2 separate regions of the Homo sapiens genome follow, and region 1 is linked to region 2. A link is a loop called in an ENCODE intact Hi-C map of the cell type or tissue named here. Cell type or tissue: Caco-2. All regions are shown on one strand. Links, peaks and the distances in the headings refer to the core of each region. The heading gives the core; the rest is flanking DNA. Region 1 has its middle 270 kb from the start of SLC7A11-AS1. Region 2 overlaps LOC105377448 (a long non-coding RNA gene).

What was found. Peaks named below come from ENCODE experiments on the same cell type or tissue, not always from the same donor. Only the 100,000 strongest peaks of a DNase experiment are listed, where the experiment ranks them.
Region 1: it touches region 2 in a loop (5-fold over the local background); 3 of 110 quality-filtered maps call a loop at or near these places.

What each region holds. Positions count from the first base shown.
Region 1 is chr4:137,816,250-137,824,596 of GRCh38, forward strand. No RefSeq gene overlaps it. Among named protein-coding and RNA genes, the nearest start is that of SLC7A11-AS1, 270 kb to the right of the region's middle. RefSeq lists a silencer at 3,695-3,744. In Caco-2, for the core only: a CTCF peak has its summit at 3,786 (motif pointing right); a DNase peak (open chromatin) is centred at 3,822.
Region 2 is chr4:138,935,880-138,944,226 of GRCh38, forward strand. The region is part of intron 2 of LOC105377448 (a long non-coding RNA gene); the gene reads right to left. Among named protein-coding and RNA genes, the nearest start is that of NOCT, 76 kb to the right of the region's middle. In Caco-2, for the core only: no CTCF peak of the experiment used is centred there; a DNase peak (open chromatin) is centred at 4,319.

The DNA of each region.
Region 1 (8,347 bases), core at 317-8,316, 1.1 Mb before region 2:
GCTGGTTGTTAAATATTTGTAAATACTGCAGGATGGCAGGTCAAAAAGATAATTAAGAAGAACCTCAGTAGCTGGAAGAACACACAGAACTTTCTAGTCGTCCTTACCTGAACAACTATGGGAGAAATAAACTCCTAGACTATTTGGATCAAAGTATTTTGGAATATCGTTTTTGCATATATTCAGCCTATAGCTAAAAGTAATATAAGCAGGTAGAGAGAGCCAGGTTGAATTGATGGATCAAAGGGCTAAGTGTACAAACTCTTCCTTCTTCTGGGAGCTTATATCATTAGAGCTAACCTTGGTGCGACCTCAGTATCTTCTGAGGAACCTCTCCTTTCTTAGATGCCCAGTACCATTTTCTATATCTTGATAGCTGATAGCGTTCTTCTAAAATGTCAGTCCCATCTAGGACTCACATTTCACGTTTAGCATCTATGCTCCAGAGTTTTCTCGACCCTCTTCTCCAGAAAATATTGTTGGATATGTCATTCCTTCAAGGTCGTGCTTGTTAGATGTCTAAGTTTACGTAAATTTCACCTAAGTTGTTCATTAAAAATTTACAGGCCCAGAGAATATTGTCCTTTATTTTAACCTGTAGCAGTGAAGAGTATCATGGCTAAATCAGAGAGAAAATATTATTAGTATAATCAACTATAAATTGTTCTACAAATTCCCTCATGTATGGACTGAATTGTGCCCAGTCCTATCCCCCTAAATTTATACATTGAAATCCTAATCCCTAGTGTACTTCAGAAAGTGACTGTATTTGGATAGAGGTCTTTTATAGAGGTAAATAAGGTTATATGAGATAATATGGGTGGGTCTTAATACAATATGACTGGTGTCCTTATAAGAAGGTGGAGAGATAAGAAGGTGGAGAGACATCAGGGATCGCTACACAGAGAAAAGGCCATGTGAGGACAATGACAAGGCAGCCATCTACAAGCTTAGGAGAGAGGCCTTAGAAGAAACCAAACCTGCCTTCACCTTGATCTTACACTTTTAGCCTCCAGAACTGTGAGAAAATAAATTTCTGTTGCTTGAGTCACTCAATCTGTGGTACTTTGTTATGTCAGTTCTCTAAAACTAATACACCTCAATAATATTTGTTTTATTGTTATTTAAAAAAATATGTTCCCATCACATCCCTATTCATTTGTGCTTTTATCTCCCCATTCATTTATTTAACATTGATTTAATAACCACTTTATAGCATATGGAGATAAAGATGGATGTGTGTGTGGGTGTGTACATAAACTCACTTAAAGGAACTCGGTTCAATGGAAGAGACACTTCATCATAAGTATAATCATTGTTCTATAAGAAAATAACCTTCATAAAACTAGAAACGTTAGAATTGAAAAACTGAAGAGACTTGTGAATTTTCTTTTAGTTTTTCTTTAAACAAAAACCTAGAAGTACTGAGTTCAAAACCCTAATGCACCATAGTTGTGAAAAATATAAGAATACTAATGATAAAATTACATTATGTAATTATTCCATATATCACCTCATGCTAAGTGTGTTCACTTTCATCATCTAATTTAATTCTCACAACACACTTATGTTATAGGAATTTTTTTATAGATAATGAATTGCAGCTTACAAAAATTGTCCAAAATCACATATTTCTCTCCATGTTGTATTTTTACATTTAAGCCTAGTGAATAGGTTTTCTCTTTAAAATTATCTCAGGATAGACTGTCTTAGTTTTGTGTTTTTTTATATAGTGGACTTGTCTTTTTTTTTTACTGTCTTTGAGTCTACTATATCTAATATATGTATAGCTACTCTTGCTCTTTTTCAGTTTCCATTTGCATGGAGTATCTTTTTCTATCCATTCACTTTCAGTCTATGCAAGTTCTTAAGGTGAAGTGACCCTCCTGTAGGCAACATATAGGTGAACCTTTTTTTATTCATTCAGTCACTGTATGCCTTTTAATTGGAAAATTCAGTCCATTTTCATTCAAAGGGGTAGAGTAATTTTCTCTAGTAGTACGTTTCAAATTTTTGCTTTTTATTTTAAATGCATCTATTATAAGTTTTTACTTTATGGTTACCATGAGACTTACAAAAAACATCTTAACGTTATAAAAGACTATTTTAAACAAAAAACAATTAACAAAAAAATCTACTTTTTTTTTTTTTTAAGACAGAGTCTTGCTCTGTTGCCCAGGCTGGAGTTCAGTGGTGCCATCTCGGCCTCCCGGGTTCAAGTGATTCTCCTGCCTCAGCCTCCCAAGTAGTTGGGATTACAGGTGCTGCCACCACGCCCAGCTAATTTTTTGTATTTTTATTGGGGACGGGGTTTCACCATGTTGGCCAGGCTGGTCTCAAACTCCTGACTTCAGATGATTCGCCCACCTCGGCCTCCCAAAGTGCAAAAATCTGCATTTTTACTCCATTCTCCCCCATTTTGAATTTTGGATGTCAGAATTTATATCTTTTAATGTTGTCTATTCTTAATAAGTTATTATAGTTATTAGTTTTAAGTTTTGTCTTATCTTCATATGTGTAAATATAGTGTATGAGTGAAATATATATACTATATATATATACCATATATAAACTATATATATAGTTTACATGCCATGATTGTAATATTAAAAAATTCTGAATTTATCTGTGTACTGACTTTTACCAGCGATCTTCATACTTTCAGCTGCTTTTGTGTTATAGGTTAGCATCCATTTGTTTCAGGTTGAAGAACTCCCTTTAGAATTTCTTGTAAGACAGGTTGGGTGGTGATGAATTCCATTAGCTTTGTTTGTCTGGGGAAGTCTTTACTTCTCCTTCATGTTTGAGGAATAGCTTTGCTGGGTACAGTATTCTTGATTAGGAGGTTTTGTTTGTTTGTTTACTTGTTTGTTTGTTTTTTCTTCAGCACTTTGAAAATACCATCTTACTTCCTCCTGTCCTCTAAGGTATCTGCTGAGAAGTCTGCTTCCAAGAATATTCAAACTTCCTTTTATGTTATTTGATTATTTTCTTTTGCTAGTATTAGGATCTACTCATCGTCTGTGACTTTTGAGAGTTTGATTATTTTATGCTTTGAAGTAGGGTTATTTGGGTTGAATCTGACTGGTGATCTTTGACCTATCTATACCTGGATATTTATTTCTCCACATTTGGAAAGTTTCCTGCTTGTTATTTCTTTGAATATTCCTTCTACCCCTTTGTCATCCTCACTTATTCTTGAATACCAGTGACTAGTACATTTTCTCTTTAGATGTTGTCCCATAGATATCTTAAGATTTAATTCCTCTTTATTATTTTTTTCTTTTTCCTCTTCTGTGTTTTCAAATAGGCTGTCTTTGCATTCATGGATTCTTCTGCTTGATCAATTCTGCTGTTGATGTTCTCTGTTGCATTTTTCAGTTTGTTCAATGTATCTTTCAGCTATTTGATGTCTATTTGATTTTTTAATAATTTCAATTACTTTTTTAAATTTTTAAAGTTCTGAATTATTTCTGTGTTTTCTTGGAGTTTATTGACTTTCCTTTAAACGGCTATTTTGAATTCCTAGTCTGAGTGTTCACATATTTCCACTTCTTTATGGTCATTGGTATCCTGTTTTGTCCATTTGATGAGGTCATATTTTCCTGATTGCTCTTGACGCTTATGGATATATATCAATGTCTATGGATTTAAAAATTTAAAAACTATTTGTTCCAGTCTTTGCTATAGGCTTTGTGTCCAACTTTTTATTATATTCTGTCTAGACATACTGTGCTGATTGATACAGTGTTTCTTAGTTTGAGATTACTGCCTTTTCTTCAGCACTAGATGGAGCCCTAAACCCAGGTTTGCTGCAAGTCTACTGTGGGCTCTGAGGTTGGCATAGCATTTAACTTGGATAGGCCTAGAGGAGACCCAAGAAAGTTACCTGAGCTATGTGGAAACACCAGCTAGGGAATCATGCCTACACAACCCATAGACCATTCTTCCTGAAACATGGCATTGCTCAACAGCCTCTCTGATTTTGTGTTTCCTCTGGTGAGAATGGAGAGCAGCCATACTGACATTCTGGCTACTGCTAGCCCCATCCCCATTCTTTGTCTCTAGCTGGTCTCAAGTGCTTTAGCGCTGCAGGCACTCACTACAGGCACTCCTGTAGGTCAAGGCAAAAGAGAGTTTCCTGTGAAGAGACCCAGGATAGTGAGGAAGCTGAGTGTATTTTAGTTTTTAATACATAGCTATCTTAACTAAACATGTGTATAAAAATAATTTATTTTCATTAGAAATAATTTTATTTTTACCCTAACATGTTTTTCTTTACATTGATGTAATATAAATTCCTATCCTTTGAATTGATGGTGATACAAATGAAATGGGCTTTTTGAAAACTAGTGAATGCATGGTTATCTGTTAAGAGCTGAGGCATAGAGTAAAAGCCCAGTGAAAACTGAAAAATATGTAAGTCATCATGAAGATGATTTAGAAACTAAAAAATATTAGTTTGCTAGATCTGTGCCAAAACAGTGGTTTTAAAAAACAAAAATTTAATGCCTTACAGTTCTAAAGACTAACGCCTAAAATTGAGGTATCAGCAGGGCCATAACTGCTCTGTGACTGAAAAGAATACTTCCTTACCTCTAGCTTCTGGTTTATCAGCAATCTTTAGAGTTTATCCGCTTGTAGATAGATGTATCACTCCAATCGCATGGCTATTTTTTCTCTGTGTCTTCATATCATCTTTTCCCTGTGCATTTTTGCCTCTGGGTCCGAATTTTCTCTTTGTATAAGGACAATAGTCATATTGGATTAAAAGCCACCTTAGTGACCTCATCTTAACTTGGTTAAATCTGCAATGACACTGTTTCCAAATAAGGTCACATACTCAGGTTCTGGGGTTTAGGGCTTCAGCATATCATTTGAAAGGAATACAATTCAATTAATAAGAGTGGTAAATAGGACTTTCTCATGCTTTTCCCTCAGCAAAATCATGAAGTAAAGGAAACTGATTCTTGGATTATACCAAATCTTTTTATTGTGCTCATTTTTGTTGGTGAGTCTGATCCCTTCTCTCTCCTTCTCATTAGGAACGCTGAGCTCAGTGCCCATGCATGTACTCTTCCCTCTTACTCCTCTCTCATCATAATCAAACTGCTCATTGGTCTTATATTCACCCTCCATCATAAATTATAGCTTCAGGGAGTATGTACATGTGGGGTGAAATGGATCCTTAAAGAAACAGAGTATATAGAGCATAGCAGAAAGCATATCCTGTTTATAGAGGCTTTTCCAAAATAGTTTATTCCTAATTTTCTTCAATGCTCATGCTAATAGCTATGATTCATTTTTAGACTCAGACTCAGAATAAATATAGCATTCTAATTATTTTTAAGGAAAATGTATTTTTCCTTAATAATAAATAAATTGTGCTACTTTTATCTGTTTGAAGTAATTAAAACGAGGATTTTGATGTTTTAATCTACAAAATTATACTGCAGGCACAAAATCAGAAATATTGAGTTAAAAGAAGAACGGACAAATTATACCAACTTTCAGTTACATTGTAGTAAATTCCTTTTGGCAACCTGTATACATGTATACAACAGATAGACCTAACTGAGTTTTTAAAGAACAATTTCAATATATTCCTAAAGCCATTTTCAAGGATTTCTGTGATTGAGGGAAAATAAAAATAAGAGAAGTTAATTAAAATGATTGAATTTTGTCAGTTTTAGCAAGGTAAGCTATATCCCATCAAAGACAGGGTGGATGCAATATAAAGAAAATAAATCAAATATGAAGATATTAAATTATTTAACAATAATTTACATAGTTTTGAATTAATAAGACTAGGCAAGCTTAGTGAATAAAGAAATGTGCATATATTTACTTAAAAACAACACATTTAAAATATGCTTCTAGTAAGTCTGACTTTTTTAAGGGTACACAATACAGTTGACATCAATCTAAAGCACTGGCATTCGATTTCTTATTATTTTGCATTACTAAATATCAAGTGTATAAATAATTATCATGCATAAATATAGGCTGGTTGTTCAAAATAACTTTCCACAGTGTTTCATCTATTTTGTATCCAGCTAAAATTTAACCCTATCTTCAGAGGGACAGTAGTATTTTAAACCAAGTCAATTAATAGTCTATATCAATCAGACAAAGGTATATTTTTTCTTAAAATAAATCCTACAAATAGCTTAATTTTAAGTTAATTCCTGATATTTGCATTATTTATTTCATTTAGAAACATATTGCACATATATTTGAAGATAAAATATTTAAGTTTTATCTTTCCAAAAGCTTGACTATCATCTTATCATGGACACTCAGAATGTCAAAATTAGGACATGTAGCCATTCTTCTGTTCTCATTAGGGAACAAACATCACTCAGGGAGCAGGTGTCCTCTCCGTTCCCTCTGCCAGCTTTCTGCCCGCTGCCAAGCCTGTAGTTCTATCTGGATATGTTAGCTGTGCACCAGAGGTTGATAGTCTCCTTCGCACTTGGCTTGAGCCCTTCCTTATATGGCCCTCAGAAAGAAATGTTAAAGATAAGGGGTACCTACCACGACAGTATCTGGAAAAATGGCAAAATGTCTGAATAATCACTGCAGCAAGAAGGCAATGATACTGCCTTTTTCTGATTCAAGGAGGGAGAAAAATTATTTCAGATAAATTCATGAAGGGAACTATCCTATGGCATAACAATGCTGTAACATTAGGTGAAAAAAAGATTAAATACACACACTATCAATGGGACAAGAAAAACATTCTGAAATTGTTTAACCCTGCTGTGTGTGTGTATGTAAAATGTTAAAACGTACATGTGGAGCAGTTTAACTTTTTTGGAAACTTTTCTCAAACTAACAATAATATTTCAATAGAAAAATTATTGAAACTAAATCGGATCCATGAGGATGAGTAATATTTAAATAGGTAGGGAAGGAAGACTCATATAGAGAGGAGTCACAGGGTCAAATGAATGGAAGAGGAAATGGGTGTGAGAATTTTCAGAGGGCTGTGAGTAAGGAGAACAATTTGTACAAATTAATGAAGACTAGGGGCAATAGTAGGTAGCAATGAACCTACTAATATTTAATGGAAATTTAAGTGCTAGAGAATATTAAAAACTGAAGGCATGGAGAAAGGACCACATAAAACCTTATCCAGCTAGTAAAAGGATAAAAGTGATGTTTAGGAAATGTAGGTGTACAGCAATATATTATTATTTTTAAGTTGAAAGTAATAAAATCCACTTAATACTGTACTCATTTTTGGTGCAATAATAACACTAATAATAATATTACCTTATTTCATTGAATTGTAGAAACATCGATTGAAAGATACACTATTGTGTATCAATTATTTTACAATCAGGAGTAAATGAACTCTGTCACATAGTCTATGACATACTATTCGCTATAAAACACAATCTGATTATTGAGGCATTAAAATGTGAAAAAATGTATCATTTAAAAGATGAAATACGGTAATGTCTATTACTTGGTGAGTGATTTTACTTGTTAGGAATTGTGCTAAGTATTTTATATGTATTAATTCTCAAAATATTTCTATAAACTATTATTTGTATGACTAGGTACTATTATAGTCAATTTTGACAAATTGAGATAACCAAGGCTTAGAGTAGTTAAACAACTCCCCTTGGCTATACAGCTAGACAAGGAGCCAAGATTTTTATTCAAATCATATATGATTTAAATGTAGTAAGTAGAAAATGATAAGTCACTGAACAATTATTAAAGGGCCAAAAAAGTAAACATTAACAATTTTATTATCAATATAAGAAAACTCTAGGAATAATTGAATCTAATTGGTAAAAGAAAAAAAACAGAAATTTATGCATTTCCAAGTTTTCAAGTACAAGAAACTAAAACTAAAGACATTATATTGGCAGTAATGGGCATATTCAGAAGGGTAACTGCTTTCAGATAATATAATATTTCCTTAGGAAACATTGAGTTTCAAATAACGTCAGGGTGACAAACTCATATTGCCGTTTAGCAGTTGCACATATGGGACTGAAGCAAAGGTGAGAAGTCGGGGAGTCATGTGAGAAGTGGTACTTGAAACCATGAGGAGAAATGGGCCATATCATGTGAATACTTAAGGAGAAGAGCAGGAGACACAGGACCAATGTTCAAGTATAAACCACAGTTATAAATCAGGAGGAAATGTGCCAGCTGCGGAGAAAGAGAAACCAGCAGGGAAGAGCTGAAGAACAAGAATCATAAAGAGGCTTATCAATCAAAGAGTCTAAAGAATTTGAGAGATTTAATAAAACATGAATTGAGAAAAGGTTATTGAATTTGGGTAGGCAGGTGGTGATATTAGGAGAATAATTTCACCAGCCAGGTG
Region 2 (8,347 bases), core at 251-8,250:
TTCCGAATAACAAAACACCTTGCAGCCATTAAAAATAGTGTTGCAGAAGAATATTTAATTACAAAGAAAAATAGGAGACAAGGAGTTTATAATATGCATATGCACAACATGATTGCAAGTTATAGCTTAGATAAATAGACAGATAGAGATCAGAACTAGAAATATATCAATCAAGCATTAATAAGTCACCAAAACATAAATGTTGAAATCTCTGGAGGATGGAATTATGGGTGGGGTGTATACTCTTCTGTGTGCCCATCTGTATTTTCCAAATTCTTACAATGTATGTGTGCTACTTTTGTAATGGGAGAAGTTCTTATTAAGAGATAGTAAGTGCCCTCTAGAAGCTTGTTGAATGAATGAATTCAATTTCTTTTTTATATCTCTCTCCTGCTTTGAGGACTCTCCATATATGTAAAGTTGTCATTTGAGAAGAAAAAGCTTTAGCTGTAATTCAAACTTAGTCTCACTGAGACCTGTATAAGTAGACCAAAACTTGTTTCAAAACGTCATCACATACATACACACACATAAAAATTGAGCATATCACATTCTAATACCAGCTAAATAATGTCAAATTATAATTTTAAAATAATGATTAAGGGGTAGCCACAAGTGATTCAGCTTCACCAAAGACTAAAACATATTTGAGTATTCTCCTAAATTCAAAGCATATATAATGATCTAAAATGCAGTAGGCATAATTTCTTGTAAAACCTCACAATTTTTATTTGTATGTACACACACATAGGTGCAAAGCAGACCCCAAGGTTATTTGAATTTATCTTTGCTACATGAGTTCTTGTTACAAGCATAACTGACCCACTGTCTTAGTTCATTTCGTGTTGCTATAAGGGCATCTCTGAGGCTGGGTAAGTTATAAAGAAAAGGAAGTTTATTTGGTTCACGATTCTGATGGCTAGAAAGCTCAAGATTGGGCATTTGCATCTGGTGAGGGCCTCAGGCTGCTTCCACTCATAGCGGAGGACAAAGGGGAGCTGGCATGTGCAGAGATCACATAGAGAGAAAGGATGAAAATGGGGTGGGGCGTGCCAGGCTCTTTTTAACAACGAGCTGTCTCAAGAACTAATAGAGGGAGAACTCCCTCCCACGGGAGGGCATTACTCTATTCATGAGAGACCCACCCCATGACCCAAACACCTCCCATTAGGCTCCACCTCCAACAGTGGGGGTCACATTTCAACGCGAGGTTTGGAGGGAACAAAGATCCAAGCCACAGCACCCGCAGATTTTTAGGAAGTAGAAAACAATTCCATTCACACCTGAAATGTCAGGCCCATACTTTAAACTGTCATGTTATCTATTGTCATTTTGAGGATATTATTGTTTTAGTAAGGTTAGGGATGAGATTTGCCTTCAATTTGTATCTTAAAAGTTTAAATTACAGCCTGGGTGCAGTGGCTCCTGCCTGTAATCCCAGCACTTTGGAAGGCCGAGGTGGGCGGATCACCTGAGGTCGGGAGTTTGAGAACAGCCTGACCAATGTGGAGAAACCCCGTCTCTACTAAAAATACAAAATTAGCCAGGCATGGTGGCACATGCCTGTAATCCCAGCTATTCAGAAGACTGAGGCAGGAGAATCGCTTGAACCTGGGAAGCAGAAGTTGTGGTGAGCCAAGATCACGCCATTGCATTCCAGCCTGGGCAACAAGAGCAAAATTCTGTCTCAAAAAAAAAAAAAAAAAAAAAAAAAAAAAAAAGGTTTAAATTACTTAAAATGAAAAGCAGTTCTGGAATTCCTGGCCAATTCATATGCCCCAGGGTTTACCAAAGCCACGTAGAACAATATCACAGTGAACCACTAAAATGATCCCTACTTCCCTTTAAAGTTTTTAAATTGTAAAGAAGTTTTGTCACTTAGGGGGCATCTGTGGCGTAAAAATCAAGACAGAATTTAAATAAAGTAATACCACACTAACTTGCCTCGTCCTCTGTTTCTGGGAAAACTCTTGAGTCTGCCTTGAGGAGTAAAAGGCGACATGCCAGTCATCCATGAAATGCTGCTTATTGTTTTAGCTTGAGCAACCTGAAAATAAAGAACTTCCTTTCTGCACTGGTATTTCTTTAGTTTTCTTTCACCTTGGCAATCCAATTAGAAGGTTCGCATGTATGTTTCATGATTGAAAATGCCTGTTAAATCAAGAAAATGAAATTTAAGTCATCAATGCTTCCTTTATACGCAAAGGGTCCTTTCTGAGGTATTGTTGAGAGGGCTGGATGTGGGATTTCCCTGCATCTCTGGGAACAGCTTTAAATGCCAGCCCCCTCCTGAGGCTCTGTCCTTTGCTGAGGAAATAATTTCAGAGGCAAACTATATTTCAGCACAGCTCCACACCTGTCTAAATCACCATGCCACAAGGCTGGAGAGAGAAAAGACTACTACTGACTTTACTCCTCTTTCCTTTAACGAGTTTTGAAGGGTTTCTTTTTACCAAAGAAATAATGAACGCCTCTTGCAAACTGTGGGGGAAAATGTTCTATTTGGAAGTAATTGAAAATATGTTTTGCAGCTACTTACGAACCCTTTTCCAAATAGCTTTCTTTTCTAATTAACTCACCACAGTGCTTAGCTCTGAAATTCGGTGGGTAGAGAGTGACATCTAGTGTGTTGAAAAAGAACTTGAAACACGAAAGTTGGGTGAGGGCAGAAGACCTAGGTTTATAACTATGACTCCTAAATGCTTCCCTTCTAGTATAATAATTGCCAGATGGAAATGCAAGGTTGCTATCATGGAAGTTTCATGAGTGTTTGAAATTATGAGAAAGATTGTTTTCTCTTTAGATATTTAGAGAACTGTGGATGTTTTAAGGTACACTTTGTCTAAAGAAGCCTATAGTCCTAAAAGTAATTTGTGTGAGGACAAGGTGGGGTCATAACACCTAAGAGATGAAATATGGTTTCTCCCTGAGGTCAGAAAAGTAATTTTCACTTTAAAGTTAAAGTGGAAGGGATCAGGGATGATCAGCTGCCCCTGAACTCTAGTAGCTTGTCATCATGGGGATTTTTTCAGGCTTTGCAGGTAGACAGTTCAAACCTGATTCAGGAGGAAATAGTCACTGCCGATTTAACAGACGCAGGTGCCTAACATGAGCAATGTCCGTGCTGTGGTGACAACAGATGGAACAAGGCAAGTCCCTTCATCAAAACAGAAATAAAGTGCTAAAGAGGACTCCCAAAGAGAGGAGGCAATCATGTAGAAGGATCAGGAACTACTTGGTGTAGATGAATCGAATATGGATAAATATTTTTTTTTTTTTTTGAGAGGGAGTCTCGCTCTGTTGCCCAGGCTGGAGTGCAGTGGTGCGATCTCAGCTCACTGCAAGCTCTGCCTACCAGGTTCACACCATTCTCCTGCCTCAGCCTCCCGAGTAGCTGGGACTACAGGCGCCCGCCACAACGTCCAGCTAATTTTTTGTATTTTTAGTAGAGACGGCGTTTCACTGTGTTAGCAGGATGGTCTCGATCTCCTGACCTCGTGATCTGCCCGCCTCAGCCTCCCAAAGTGCTGGGATTACAGGCATGCGCCACCGCGCCCAGCCCCTGGATAAAATTTTTGACATGTGCAATAGGAAGAAAGGGCACTCCAGGTAAAGGAAACAGCATGAGTAAAATCACAAATCAGGAAAAGATCATCTGAGTGCTACTCTCCTTTTATTGAGTCAGAAATAGTACATTCTGACTCAAATGCAGGATAAATATAGGAGAGAAGTAAAATATGATGTTGATTGGTGGACCTTCAAATGCCAACACAGGAATTTCTGCAGGGTCCTTGGTGCTGTGTCACAGCTGTTATCAAGAATTCATGCCTATATTCTCTCATCCACAGAACCCACCAAGGGAGCATGAAGCCAAGCGGAAATGCTGGTGTACAGTCACCTATGAGAACCAAAATAAGGCCAGCCAGAACACTGTCAAGGTCATGGCAGAGCCCAGGCATCCCTTGTTAACATCCATCTCTGAGTGAGCATTATGCAGAGAAGTTTTCCCCACTCCCAATTCCTCTTCCAGATTTAAAGAAAAAGCTATTCGACTGCAGAAGGAACTTGAGCCTTTCCTCATAGGGGAGATGACCATCTTTGACCTTACCTGTTCTAGCTATGAGGCAAAAATCTTTCTAAATAGATACACATCAATCACCACGCCATAGCTGCTTGCTTAACTCAGGATTACATCATTAAAAATCGTTCCCTGTTCTCAGTAAGCCATCACTGGATATGGTAGGGGAGCCAAGAATTATTGACCAACTGAAAAATGACAGGGCCCCATCAAATCTATTTGACTTGTATTTCCCGGTTCCAAAGGACAGAAGGCCCTTTATTCTATGACGCAATGGAATGGGACATTTGAAAGCCAGCATCCAATCACAACATAAGGGCACTTGGAAGATCCTAAAGTCTGAAGCTAGCACTGAGCTACTTTTCCAGTGGATATCAGGTAACTCTCCCTAAGGATAAAGCTTTATGCTAAATTCCTGGAATTCGCTAATTTAACATTTGAGGTATCAGTTACACTCAAGCAGCTCCTATGATTCAGGATATGTAATAATTTCTCAGTTTACTGAGACAAATTTAAATTAAGCCTGCTGTGAGGTTTGACCTTGTGGCTCTCTACATGTCATCATATGCTCTGAAATCCCAGACATCAAGTCCCTGGTTCTTAGAGAGAAAAAGACAACAAATAAGAAGAGAATTATTAGTGAAAGTTGAAATCTAGGTTTTGAGGATCCTGGCGCTCATACGACATTGGGTCCTCTATAAGAAAAAGAATTTTGGGCCGGGCGCAGTGGCTCACGCCTGTAATCCCAGCACTTTGGGAGGCCAAGGCAGGCGGATCACCTGAGGTCGGGAGTTTGAGACCAACATGGAGAAATCCCATCTCTACTAAAAAAATACAAAATTAGCAGGCGTGGTGGCACATGAATGTAATCCCAGCTACTCAGGAGCCTGAGGCAGGAGAATCACTTGAACCCGGGAGACGCAGGTTGCAGTGAGCCGAGATCGTGCCATTGCACACCAGCCTGGGCAACAAGAGCAAAACTCCACCTCAAAAAAAAAAAGAGAAAAAAAAGAATTTTACAATGGTAAATATCTCTTTAGAACCAAATACGAAATCCTCACAAATTATACAATTTCTTAAAGCTATTGAATACCATAAACATCACAAAAATTAGAATAAAAACTTGTATTTTTACTAATTAGTTGCCTGACACACTTCTACGATATGTTCTTTACTGCATTTTGGGGGTACATATCCTTTGCCTCTTAATGAGATTTAGAAAAATCACTTTCTATAGAAAGAATAGATAGTTCAGTCTTTCCTCCATCATGACTCATCAAAATATGTTTTTATTGATAGTTTAGAAAGGTTTCTTTTAGCTTCACAACACATTATTGATACCATATAAAATTTAGGATTGTTGTCAAATTTTTAAAAATCTCAAGTTTCTTTTAAAAATGAGATATAAAATTTCAGGATATTTCAAGTGTTCTTGGGCAATGGCTAATCTTAAATATTAATTGGTATTTCATTAAATAATTTGCTCATCAGCTGGGCGCAGTGGTACATGCCTGTAAATCCCAGCACTTTGGGAGACCAAAATGGGTGGACTGCCTGAGCTGGGAGTTCGAGATCACCCTGGGCAACATGGTGAAACCTCGTCTCTACTAAAATACAAAAAATTAGCCAGGCGTGGTGGCAGGCACCTGTAGTCCCAGCTAGGAGGCTGAGGCAGGAGAATCGCTTGAACCCAGAAGGCAGAGGTTGCAGTGAGCCGAGTTCGTGCCACTGCACTCCAGCCTGAGCGACAGAGGGAGATCTTGTCTCCAAAAATAATAATAATTATATAATAATAATAATTGCTCAATATTGTCATCAATATCTTCACAATAATGACATTATGAATTTTATAATATCTTCATCAATATCAGTGTTTTATCAAATAAGCAAGAAATGTAAATCTTTTCCTAGTGTGATACACTCCTCTTCATCAGACATTTTATCAAATAATAGTAGACCTTATTCATTATTTCTACTCAAAATTACTTCTTCCTCTCCATGGATGGCCACTTTAGGCATTATCTAAAACATTTTATTACAATTAACTTCTCAATATCAGAAAATTTCCATTGATTTTTCTCTTAATCACTTTTGCCTCACATTTCATTCATTTTTTTCTCATAATTTTCTTCTTCTTCTTTTTTTTTTTTTTTTGGAGACAGAGTCTGTCACTCAGGCTGGAGCACAGTGGTGCCATCTCAGATCACTGCAACCTCCGTCTCCCAAGTTCAAATGATTCTCCAGCCTCAGCCTCCCAAGTAGCTGGGACTACAGGTGTGTGCAACCATGCCCAGATAATTTTTGTATTTTTAATAGAGACGGGGTTTCACCATGTTGGCCAGGCTGCTCTCAAACTCTGGATCTCAGGTGATCCACCCACCTCAGCCTCCCAAAGAGCTGGGATTACAGGCATGAGCCACTGTGCCCGGCCAGTTTTCTCCTTTCTTTAATAAAAATTATAAAGGTAACTAAAGAAGATACCCTTCATGTATGTCCAAATCGAGTAAATAATTTTTCAAAAGTAGTAATATTCAATAAATTATCACTCAAAAGCATTTTTCCAAATTCACTTCTTACTTCTTCACAATATTTTACTATTGAAAACTTCATGAAAACAGATGGCCATGTGAACACATTGGTAAGCATGTAAGAGAGGGGCCCTAAAGCATAAGCTTCATTAGTTTCATATATTATGTCGGTACAAAAGTATTTGCAGTTTTTGCCCTTGCTTTCAGTCTAATTCTGCATCAACCTAATAAATCCAATTCTGTTGACATGACAGTTTGTTTGGGATTTTAAGGATAATGCAAGATAACCCTCTGATTCTTGTAGGGTATGTGATCCAGGAGAAAACCTGGAGCTTGTTCAAATGCAATCGTATTCAACACTTTGGGAATTCTGAAAATTCCTTAAATGTATGCTGGAGGAGGTCAAGAGTAGACTTAGAACCTAATAAATAAACTAGGGGCTGGGTGCGGTGGCTCACGCCTGTAATCCCAGCACTTTGGGAGACTGAGGCGGGAGGATCACTTGAGGTCAGGAGTTTGAGATCAGCCTGGTCAACGTAGCGAAACCCCATCTCTACTAACAATACAAAAATTAGGCAGGTGTGGTGGCACGCATCTGTAACCCCAGCTACTTGGGAGGCTGAGGCACAAGAATTGCTTGTGCTCCACCTGGGAGGTGGAGGTTACAGTGAGCCAAGATCTCGCCACTGCACTCCAGCCCAGGTGACAGAGTGAGACTTTGTCTCAAAAAACAAAAACAAAAAACAAGGACATTAACACCTTATACACCAGCTTATGTCATTGAGTACAACTGTATCAGCCAGGGTTCTACCAGAGAAATGAAACCAGTAAAGAGGGAGAGAGAAATTTATTACAAGGACTCTTTTTATGAAAATGTGGGGACTAACCAGGCAAGTCCAAAAGCCATGGGGCAGGCCAGCAGGCTGGAAACTCTGCTGTCCTCAGGGGAATTTCAGTTTTGCTCTTCAACTGATTAAATCACCATTCAGATTATCAAGGATAATATCCTTTACTTAAAGTCCACTGATTATAGATGCTAATCACATCTACAAAATACCTTCATAGCAAAACCAACATTAGTGTTGGATTGAATAACCAAGTACTATAGGCTAGCCACACTGACACATCAAACTAACCACCACACGTTAACATCTACTATTAGAGTATGCTAACAAGCAGACACCAAAGGTGAAATATTATTCTCTTTCACTCAGTTTGAGTTCATGGAAGCACAGAAAAGATTAATTTGCTGCAGGGGTGGAGTCAGGGTTGGAGAAGCTTCATGTAACATTGGTCAAGACCTCAACTCAGGAGTCAGCATCCTGGGTTCAAATTCTGGCTCTGACACTCACTTCCTAAGTGACTCCCTCATATGCTTATTTCTTCAATAGGAAGTGAGGATAACAGTACCTATCTCACATCTATTGCGGAAGTTAAAAGAGATAAGCCATGTAAAGTGCTTAGAACAACGCCAGGCATGTAACCAGTGCTTAACTATCAGCTGTCATCATTACAATGATCACGATTATCAATATAAGCCTTGAAGGATGAGTAAGACTAACCCAGGACAGGAAAGGCATCCCAGGCAGGAGAAACAGTAAGAGCAAAGGCACAGAGGCATGAAACCACCTGTCACGCCTGGGGAGGGGTAAGTAACACCGTGTAGCCAGAGCATGGAAGGTGGTGAGGAAAGCTTAGATCTCAAGGGTTGGCTGGACTCAGCCAGTGAGGAGCCTTGAAT